Linked DNA regions of Homo sapiens: region 2 is linked to region 1. Evidence: chromatin contacts called from ENCODE Hi-C or POLR2A ChIA-PET data. All regions are on one chromosome and are shown on one strand. Each heading gives the region's core, a stretch centred on a gene start or an enhancer-like site at or near the end of the contact. The rest is flanking DNA. Distances are from core to core; before and after follow the strand shown.

Region 1 (5,623 bases), core at 879-3,378:
AGCAGTTGAAAATCTGCATATGATTTTTGACTCCTCCAAAACCTAACTACTAATAAACTACTGTTGAACAGAAGCCTTACCGATAACCTAAGCAGTGGATGAACACATATTTTGTATGTTGTCTGTATTATATACTGTATTCCTACAATAATAAGCTAGAAAAAATGTTATTAAGAAAATCATAAGGAAGTGAAAATAAATTTACTGTACTGTACTGTATTTATTGATCCCATTAAGTTTTCATCATCTGTTTACAGGATGAATTATCTGCCTGAAATGGTGGCAACTGCAGCTGTAGACCTCAAACTGCAGTACACATTAAGCAATCCAGCTTTTTCTAATGTCATGACTTTCCTCTGCTTCTGGGGAGCACTTCTAGCATTAGTAATGGCACTTCCTGTGGGTCCCATGGTGTTATTCAAGGTTTAAACTATTGCATTAAACATGATGAAAAATGTGCAAGAACCAGGAGAGATCACTTTTTATTGCGTCTGCACTTTGCTGGCCGACAAACCTCTCACACGGAGATGATTGGCATCACATGGCGTTTTAAGTGGATGCTTGCAACACTTGAGCTCACTGCAGTAGCAACAGGAGGGAACTACAGAATTATTACGGTAGTACAGCAGGTACAACAGTTAGTTTTATGCAGATTTAATACTGCATCTTTACCTGTGTTTACATGTCTCTCATCATGAATGGTGCCATGTATGGTCTATGTGTGTGCAAAAGTTTTGGCAAATTTTAACTTTTTATAATAGATGTATGTATATTTCATGGTAGTAAATGACAAAATAGTGTCTACATATATTTTATACACTCCTAACACACCTAACTTTTTCTTTTTTTGATGTTTCTAGATTTTTTGATATTTCTGATATTTTATTCATTAAATAGAAACCACCTTAACATCAACACAATGCTTACAAGTTCTGGATGAAAAATTAAAAAAAAATTTTTTAGAATTCATTAAACTTCATCTATCCAAGTCACTCCAAATTTATGTGAAATATTTAGTTCTAAATGATTTCACAATACTTTCCTACATGGAACAAATAGTTGTAACTCATCAAAAGTAACAAGTCTGAAATACTTTAGTCAGGGAGACAGTAATTAGGATTTTAAGCTAATAAGGGCATAAATATTTTAGATAGAGAATAGAGACAATATCACCCAAAACTGTAAACAAAGTGCTATTCTTCTTGAATAACAGTTTTCCATTGCATACATATGTGCTTGGGGCGCCCAGATAGTATGGACAAAATACCCCCTTATTCCCAATTTTGCTTTCTGCAGTTTCAGTTACCCTCAGTCAACCATGGTGGGAAAATAGGTGAGAACAGTACAATAACATATTTTGAGAATGAGAGAGAGACCACACTCACACAACTTGTATTACAATATATTGTTATAATTGTCCTTTTTAATTATTAGTTATTGTTGTGGATCTCTTACTGTGTCTAAGTTATAAATTAAACTTTATCATAGGTATGTATGCACAGAAGAAATCATAGTATACATAGGATTCAGTACCCTCTATGGTTTCAGGCATTCAATTGGGGGTCTTGGAATATATCCCCCTTGGATAAGGGAGACCACTGTACACACAGGTCTGGAAAAATCCTCTTTTTTGCCAGAAACTTAGTGATTTTATGTCAAGGAGGAATATTATAAATAATTCTGACTTGGGCTTCTAGGTAACAGTAGCTGGTGCCTGTCAAACATTAAAAGGGATTTTCATCCTGAGAAGCCATAAGGAATTCTCTCTTATGGTGGTGAGGAGAGAAAGTCAGGGATTTCTTTGGTCATTGCTACTACCATGAGTGGAGACAGCCTGATGGCACATCTGATACACAGAGGAGACAGTCAGACACCCCAACAAAAGAAACTAGCTCCTCTTGCAGTGAGCTGAGATCGCGCCACTGCACTCCAGCCTGGGCAACAGAGTGAGACTTCGTCTCAAAAAAAAAAGAAAAGAAAAGAAAAGAAAAGAAACCGGCTCCTCAAGGCTTCACAGATCTCTGGAGCAAGCTTTGGCTGAAAGCACACCACCACTGTATTGTTGCAATTCATGAATCAATAATGTTTCCATTTTTGCTTTAGATAGTTCCTGTCAAGTTCCCTGTTCCTTGCTGTCAATAGTGTCATACAAATGCTATAATTAAAACGCCTTGGTTGAAACAGGTTTGGTTGGCTGGTGCTTCCCCCTTTCTAGATCCACCTGCATGCCCATGAAGATGGCATGAAACCAAGAAATAGCAAGGTTGTACAGTGTTTCGCCTGGGTTGCAGTTTTCTGCCTAACCTACCCTCTCAAAATGAGAAGAGATTATGCTCCTAACTGCTTAGGGACAAGGATGACCTCATGCAGATGGGGTTGATTGATGAAGTACATAGTCTTTCGAGTGAAGACAGAACTGAGTCCCAATTCTAATGCACAATTCACCAGCTATGAGATCTTGGTTATATAACTAATTCTCCTAACATGTTTCTTTATTATGAAATGGGATACTAATAGTTATTATGCCAGCAGGTTGTGAGTATTAAATGAGATAGCACATGCAAATCATTCAGGACAATACCTAGCACTTGTAAAATGTCATAAAATATTGGCATTCTTATTTATATATTAGCAGAGTTAAGTTTCCAGAAGCTATAAATACAGGCAAACATTGCATTTACAAAAGTAGGTACTTGACTTTTATTATTTGAGCTATAGGGGTAACAAGTGACCATAAGTTGAAAATGGTTATTTGATTTTGCATGCATGCAAGCACATGTGAAATATGTGTTTATATCTGTAGATTTTGTCTTAGCACAGGTGAAATACTGAAAACATGAAATATTACTTAAAGCATGAAATGCTGAAAAGGCAAACTGTTCTTAATGTATTTCATAAACAAAACATTACTACATAGAATATAAATGCCAAAATTCCTGCTTTGGAGTTTGTTCTTGTATTATGTCATAATGACTAGCCATTAAATGTAACTCATTTTTTTGGCTTGTCAGTGGGAAACAACATTCTCGTCCTAAGTGCAGCCCGGGAGGAGACAGCGCTATCTATGGTAACACCTAGGCATCCTTAAAAGACAGATAGGAATATGAATCTTGTCCATTTCAGGGACAGCCATTTCTTGCTGAGGGGCTAAACCACTAAGAAAAGAGGAGACAGAGCATCAGGCATTATCTCTTCTTGGAAGAAATGAATATTCATATTACTATTCATTGTCACTAGTCACTATTGAAGTGACTAAAAATTAGTAAATTTCTGGTCATCAGTGGACAGCTGCAACATCAACAAATTATTTGAAAAATCAACACCTGCTGAAAGCATGTTTTCCCCAAAACCTTATTGAAGTCCCAAACATCAGAGTTGTCAACTAACTTCTATAATGCTATCTGAAACTGCAATTAAAGTTCAAGGTGGTAGAATAGCAAACTAGTGACATCAAACAGCAGGGGAGCCTCTGGGCTAAGATGCAGTTAGTCCACAAACATAGTCCCTTTGCAGTCTAGCAGGGAATGATACATCAGCACCAGGTCCATGACAGGAACCCAGCATCGCTGATTAGTTTGAAATTTTCCTTGCTCATTTGTGCATGAAAAGCCATATATCACTTAATGCCAATGACCAAGAGTCTTCTCAAACCAGGGTCAAATTGCTAAAGGCTATTTTTTTCCTAGCATATTGAAAAACCTCATTTTTTCCCAAGAACTTTCCCAGAAATTAGACTAAGCAGCAAATATTTTCCCTTTACTTCAGATTTATTGTCTGGGCTACCACACACCCAGGTGGCAGCAAAAAACACTGAAAATGTCTGCATTTGGCTGGTGTGGAATAAATGGTCTTAATAGCTCACAAATATCTGAGGAATTAAACCTAGGAAGACAGCATCACCACATTGAGCTGCTGAAGTGCATGTCTACTACTTCAATTTTTAGATGACAATATTCAATTAACAACCATGGTATCATATTAGTCATTATTAACACTTACTAAGCACCTCTGCCTCTAGTATGCAAAGTGCAGAATTCAAGTTTAATATGGTGGGACTCTAACTGTCAGATGGCATCTTCACTGGATTTATGCTTCTCTATGAAACAATGGGTTCCTTTCCAAGCTAATCATCTTAAGTTTCTAAGTATTTGGCCTTCATTTTTATATATGCCTAATATGCTCAGAAACAAGAAATGCATGACTAATCACAAGTAAATTTATAAAAGAATACATTTTCTGCTTAGAGTGATAAGTATCTTTTTGATGAGAATGATTTAGTTTTATTGAGAGAGATTAAAATTTAAAACCAGCAACTAAAATCTTAGAAATGCTTCCCTTTAATATTCTCAGGGATGATAAACAGAAAATAAAAAAAGGAGAATTTGAGAGGCTTAGGAGGAGGAATCCCTCAAAATGCATAGAAGATATTTAGATCTATGAAAATAATTCAAAGAACTGGCTCTATTATATAAAACTGGAAAGATCCTTCTGTTCTGATGTTGAGTGTCTCTCCCTAGGCTAATCCAAACGGCTCAGAAAGGTCATGTGCTATAACAGACAATAGCTTTAGAAGATCATAATTTTATCTTTTGTTGCTTTTTGATGTTAATGAGTAAATAATGGCATTTCTTGACAAAGACTAGTTACATAGTGATAACTGGCAGAAACCTCTACATTTTGACCAGAGTGAATACTGTAGGAGTCACCTCACTATATAGTGTGGGGAACATAATGGACTGAGCCTGCACAAGGAAAAGAGGCCAGGGTAGCCCATGTGATGGCTCGGCTTGCCCTGTCTATTCAGTTCTGATGTTCTCTGCAGGTCAGAAGAGAGGACCTTTCCCAGGGACTCACCAGGTATGAGGTCAAGCAGTGGCCAGTGTCAAAAAAAAAAAAAAAAAAAACGAGGGAATACACACAATACCTTCAGTTAAGAGGTACTATGATAGCATGAAAAGAACACTAGATTAAGGCAAATGTCAGCAGACTATAAAATACATTCTCACCAGAAGAATTGCTTGAACCCAGGAGGCGGAGGTTGCAGTGAGCTGAGATGAGATTGTGCCACTGCAGTCCAGCCTGGGAGACAGAGTGAGACTCTGTCTCAAAAAAAAAAAAAAAAAAAAATTCTCACTTGAGAAAGTTAGATAACATTCTCACTTGCAAAAGCTAAATAAGGCCAACGATCACTGAGATAGTGATTGCCAGTAATTACAAGAATCTAAGCGAATTCTCTTTTACTCCAGATCTAGTATTTCCACATCACCTCTCAGTTAGCAGACCAATTCAGCTCTCCTGATTATGTACCCTTGTATAAGTCACTTCCACTTAGTGGGACTTGGTTTCCCATCTATAAAATGGACACAATAATTCCTGCCCTGCTATCTTCCTGGGTTACTGTAAGAACTAAGTGAATCTCCATATGTGAAAACAATATGAAAATGAAAATCACTAGATCATTGTAAGATATGAATTTTAAATCCATGGCCCTTCTCAATCACAGTTTTATAGATGTCCCATCACAGGCCTTCTGTGTCATGACTTAAGTTCCAACATAGTTCATTTGTATTCATCTTTAAATGTAAGTATATCCTTCTCCTTAAAGTTCTCCACAAGTCCTTTT
Region 2 (5,623 bases), core at 1,852-4,351, 44 kb after region 1:
ATTGACAATGAAACTGAAGCCCAGAAGGTCACTTGCAAAAGGTCATGCAACTAGAAGCAGTTTTCCTGAATACTATTCTACTGTTTTCCCCTTTGCATCGTAGAGCCACTGTGCCTCTCATAGGCAAAAATTCAATCATGGCTAGCAAGAGTTTACTGAACAGCAACTATGTTAAACTTGCTTATCAGCTTAGGATGGGAAGGAAAAGGGGAGAGTAATGAGTTCAGAGTGAGAGAGAACAGACCTCAAATACCACGGTCTCCAGAGTACCCCCTTCATCATGGTTACAATCAACTCGTCTCTTCACAAACCCAGTGGAGAAGTGGCCAATTAAAATAGGGAAATCAAGAATACCTTGACAAGTTATACGCCCAAGACATCTTAACTATTTTGTAGGGTTTCAAAGTGACTCTTGAAAAGCCCTCCCCTTGTGGCTAATTAGTACAGCTATCCTTATTTATTTTTTTTTTTTTAATATTTTTTTATTTATTTTAATATTAAATATTTTAATATTTAATATTTTATTAAAATATTATTATTTTAATATTTTTAATATTATTTTTCCTTATAAACACTTAAAACATTGATGACATTTTTAACCAGAAAAACACCATTTATCCCATTACCCAAACACAATCTTTTCATTTTTAAAAATTTTAATCTATTATTTGTCCCCATGTAAGCATATTTTCACTGAGATGTCCTCATAATGCACATATAATTGTGTATTCTGATTTTTTAATTTAACATTTCGTAAGTATGTTATTTCCATGAAATTCAGTTTTCATTTTTACTAGCCATATGATATTCCATAAAGCTAACATAAAGTCATTTCCTTCATCATTCCTATATGTGGCAACATTTCAAATGTTCTCACTAATTTTCAGTACCACCAATACTGTTTTTTCTTAGAATATTCTCAAAAATAGGATTATCAAATTGAAAGGCAAAAATATGTTTATAATGGACTTCATATTTATGGCCATATTGATTTCAAGAGATTGAAATTATCTACAAAGCCACCAGCAGTAGATGTGCATTCTACTTTCACCAAACTTCCTCACCATTGCATGTAATTAAAATTTCTTTTCAGAGGCTTATTTAATGTAATATGATATTTAAGGGTGTCATTTTTATTTTAATGGTGACCATAATTATTCTCTTATTTAAAAATTATTTTATTGTCTTTCACCTCTAATATAAAATGTATCTACTCACATAATTTGACTACCTTTAGGTCATAGTTCTTCTTATGAACTTAAATGACCCTTTATGTAATATATATTAATTTTTTATACATTTTTTCCTGTAAATTTGTTTTAACCATTTAATATATCAGGCATATATTTAGATCCATAGCATAAGGTATGTATTCAGATAGTTCTGACCAATTCCAAATTATCCATAATACTATTTACTAAGTTTTCCTTCCTCACACATCTTTCTATAAGCTTGCTTTATTATGTTGTATTATAATTTGTCTATTTCTGGGCTCACCCTTTAGTTACATCAATCCACATATTTAAAATGGAACTTTTGTTCAGACTGCCAGTATGATGTGACTGGCATTGTGTTAGGTCGTTTTCATGTGCATAATCACATGAACTTTGTGTGTGTGTGTGTTAGTTTTAATTACTGTTGTTTCGTAGTATGTTCAAATCCATGGTAGAGCTAGAAACTACTCTTCATTTTCTTTTTTCAAATGTTCATCGATATTTTCTTTTCTGCATGAGTATATGTGGGAAATTTTCACCCATTTTTTCAGATTATATTATTTAATTAAGTGTACTGTTTGCCCTCCATATTCAGTCATACTCAGAATATTCCCATTAGCAGTCTGATTAAAATTGAGTTGAATTATATACATATGCATCTTTTCAACATTTTGTTGTCCCATGTTTAAAAAAATTGCATATTATTATGAATCTCTACATATACGACATTTTAACATTTATATTCAATAGACATTTATATTCTGCAAGTCTCCTGATTCTCTGTCTTTCCTCATTTCCATTTCACTTGCTTGGAAATACTTCATTCTTCATGTCCAGCAATTAAATTGTGTGAATTCCTCACAAGGTTCCCTAAATCACTTCCTTTACATGCCGGAAAATGCTGATTAAATAGAAGACAAGTACTTAAAATCCTATCTTAAATAAAATATCTTCATTTCCTTGACCAAAATGAAATTAAAACTGCATGTAAACAATATCACCACCACAAAATAATATCTCATGTAACCATTCTATTCCTTAGAATATTTACATGACAAAGCCCTGAGTTCCTTTAAAACACAGCTGAATGGCTTCAGCTAGCTAGAGCCCTCCTCCTTCCCTTCCACCCACCATTGTCTCTTATTTCTGCTATCTGTGAAACAGTTCTGAGTTCAAAGATAGAGAAAAAGTGCAGAAATACAAATCACTTAAAATTATAAATAAAATATGTTAAACCTAAGTTTGACTGAAAATAGTCTAAATTTTGTTGTGCATGTTAACTAAATCCACGTGTTATCTTCCTTGATTTCACAAAGCTAGGTACTCTCAAGGAATCTTATGGTTTACATAACCGATATGGTACATGAAGAATTCTAGACTCTGTACTGAAAGGGAAGAGAAGGACAAAAAGAAAAAATGGGAAGAAAAAAAAGACCTGAACGTCTGTGTGTAGATAGGCAAATAAGAACTGAAACTGTTTGCCATCCGCACTTTGAAAGTCACACTATGTGTCAAGTTTGTCAAGTCGAGTGAAAGAAGGAGTGATGTGCTTCTCCACTTTCCTGAAGAACCACGTAGAAAATGTGGCAAATATTTAATTTAAGCCTTGTTTCCTGAAAGACTGCAAGATGCCCACAAATTTTCTTTCCCAGAGTTCAAAATAGCAAGCTGAGTGGGTGTAAGCACTTTAAGTGAAAAAAAAAAAGTAACTAAGGAAAAGGAAATCGTACTTTCTGCTTCTTAGTATAAGATTTTTTTTTAAAGGCCATTTAAAGAGATATTAGTGATTAGGATCTGGTGGTTGTCTTGAATCAGAATACAAATACAGTCCTGGTGACCTCAGACAGAGCCCCCTGGCCACATTTAAACATGATTCATTCTGTGTAAAGATGAAACTGACAACATCGTAGTTACAGTAAGAGCAAGCTGTTGTCTGCTACGATCAGATACCTAAATCACAACAGGAAAACACTTGCACGAAGGGAAAGCTGAATGTCTATAGGGCCTCTACCCTTTCCCAAGAGAGGGACCTTCCTCAGCAGTGCTTTATAATATTTTCACATGTAGATGAGTCACCAGGGGAGCTTGTTAAAAATATGGGTTCTGATTCCGAAAGTCTACGTGGAACCCCAAAGTTCCCAGGTGATAAGTTCGCTGGTCTACACTTTGAGAAGCAAGACTGTAGTCTGTAACAATAGTTTCCTAATAGCCAGACACCAGAAATCACAATCAACCAATTAAGAACACTTACTAGTTACCTGTGCCAGTTGTTATAATAAAGTACATAACAGGTGACTGAGCTAATACAGAAAAAAAGTATGTTTTAAAAAAATAAAAGCTAAATGTGTGAAAAAGACTCTAAGGATAATAGGAGTTGAGAACAGGAAGAGTTCTGTGGGGACTAGAGTGGTCGCAAATGGCTTCATAGAGCAAGCTGGACGTGTGCAGCCCCAAGTTAAGGGAAGGGGTGGATGTAGAGAAAGAAAGAGCAGGCCACCACTAAGGGCAATTCTAGAAGGGAGAGCCTAGAGTTCCCACAAGAGAAAGCTACGGTGAGCCTGCTTTGTGGTTATAGATATTATCATTGGAAGCTTTTAATCAGAATTCACTTTGAACCAGGTGAAAGGAAACTCTGGCCTTGTTTAAAATTTGTCGGTTTGGAAATTATAATTCTATTCCAGGACAGGAAAGAATGGGTAGTTTTGCCTTAGTCTTATGCAAATTTTCTCCATTGGCAGCAGCAATAGTGTTATGAATGACATTTTAGGTTTGAGCCTGGGAGCACAAAATTACCATTTTTGTACATATATTTATGCATATGTATGCCTTTGGTTAACATATGTCTTTAATGATTAAGACTTTCAGAGCATTAGAATCATAACTTTTCACTACAATAGATTTAATAATCTTCTGTTACTTCGAGTACTTGAATTTTACTTTTATTATAAAAAGAATTTTTTTCTCCTGTAACATACTTTCGGATGGCACATACCCACACAACACCCTCAACTCCAGCAATATTCTTCCATTCTTCTCTTTCCTCCCACACTGGCTGACAATGGGAAGAAAACATATCCAGAAACAGAATGAAATTATTAATGAATTATACCTTATGTGTTTTTTTTAATCTTAAAAGAGTTTTTCCTACCAACCCACAATACGTTGGGTATTGCACAATGGATTCAACAGAAAAGCAACTGAGGATTCCACAGGTCAATACAAACATAAACATTCAATCTCTAAACTTTTTTTTTTTAATGAAGAGAATTGCAGAGGGATGAGCATACTTGCAAGCTGCAAGAAGGAAGTATTTGAAAGAGAAACCTAATATTTTAGCTCTCCTAAGTCAGGTCAGTAATCTCACTGAGTTCTATTTCCATCTTTTCATCTTGGGAACTATGAAATTCGTCATCTTATTGTAAGCATTAAGAAATGGTACTTGGAAGACTTACAAATCTTATGTTTCACATTAATGTTAAATGCCATGACTATGGTTTAGCCACAGTTACTGTCCGAGGTATGTTTCTCTCCTACCAAACTTCACTATGCTTCCTGTTCTTAGTAAGGAAGTCAGAATTTAGGCAATGAATTACGGCAAAACTGCTATTTCAAAGCATCAAGGCTTGAATGTTAACAAGATACCTGTAACACTGCGATTGGGCCGAACAAGATCCTAGTATTCAGGATGTACCAACAGAGTCACCTTCCCTCCCGTCAATCCAATGCACACACACATGCAAACACTCACTAGTGACAAGAAAAAAAATATTAATATGAGAATGCTAAATTACTGCTACTTATGAATGGTTACAAAAACAATAAACACATATGAATGGTTGCAAAAACAATAAACAAAATGCAAACAGGCACACCCTAGTGAGACCACGAAGTGTGTCTTCTACAAATCTCTTCCCCTTTCTATCCTGGTCCTGTTCAGGTGACCTGGCCTAACCTGGACATGGGGTCTTTGCAGGCTGCACGCTGCATCTACTGCAGAAAAGAGCTGGTAAGATTTTTCATGCTAGGTTGTCAAAAATGTAACGTGTTCTCATTATGAAAACATTTACATTAAGAAAACAGCAAAAACAAACAAAAATCTTGGGACATCATGAAACTTAATACAAACAAATAACTGTTGGTGAAGAGACAGATTTGGGGGAGGGGTTTTGCAAGAATAGAAGCAAGACTTCCTCCTCTGTGGGAAATATTAGTAATCCTATTAAGGCACAGTGCAAGGTGTGTCATAGACACTAGAAGCAGATATGGTTTACTTTCAGTTCTCTGAGGTGATTCTTATTGGAATTGAAGTGGCTCTTCTGAAAACAATTAATCAACAATAAGTTCTCTCTCCCTCCCTCTCTCTCTTTCTCTCTTCAAAGTGTGTGTGTGTATATATACGTATGTCTTTT

What was found. A loop is a pair of places that touch in the nucleus more often than their neighbours do. ChIA-PET counts read pairs that join two places held with the same protein, here RNA polymerase II (POLR2A). Pooled maps may share reads with other maps.
Region 2: a map with no recorded cell type shows a loop between it and region 1 (3-fold over the local background). The contact joins two enhancer-like sites. A Hi-C loop is called at or near these places in 5 of 168 maps with a recorded cell type or tissue (CD8-positive, alpha-beta T cell, IMR-90, MCF 10A and 2 more), 14 of 37 single-sample maps with no recorded cell type and 14 of 50 pooled maps. POLR2A ChIA-PET finds 5 or more read pairs at or near these places in 13 of 52 experiments (CD4-positive, alpha-beta T cell, CD4-positive, alpha-beta memory T cell, GM12878 and 8 more).

The regions. Positions count from the first base shown.
Region 1 is chr6:142,796,308-142,801,930 of GRCh38, forward strand. All of the region lies in intron 2 of HIVEP2 (HIVEP zinc finger 2), which reads right to left. Among named protein-coding and RNA genes, the nearest start is that of HIVEP2, 150 kb to the right of the region's middle. Within about 2 kb of position 2,129, at least 2 of the 41 ENCODE cell types and tissues checked have a DNase peak (open chromatin) inside an H3K27ac peak, as active enhancers do; they include GM12878, where a contact is called at or near this core.
Region 2 is chr6:142,839,835-142,845,457 of GRCh38, forward strand. The region is part of intron 1 of HIVEP2 (HIVEP zinc finger 2); the gene reads right to left. Among named protein-coding and RNA genes, the nearest start is that of HIVEP2, 100 kb to the right of the region's middle. RefSeq lists an enhancer at 3,372-3,661. Within about 2 kb of position 3,102, at least 12 of the 41 ENCODE cell types and tissues checked have a DNase peak (open chromatin) inside an H3K27ac peak, as active enhancers do; they include GM12878, where a contact is called at or near this core.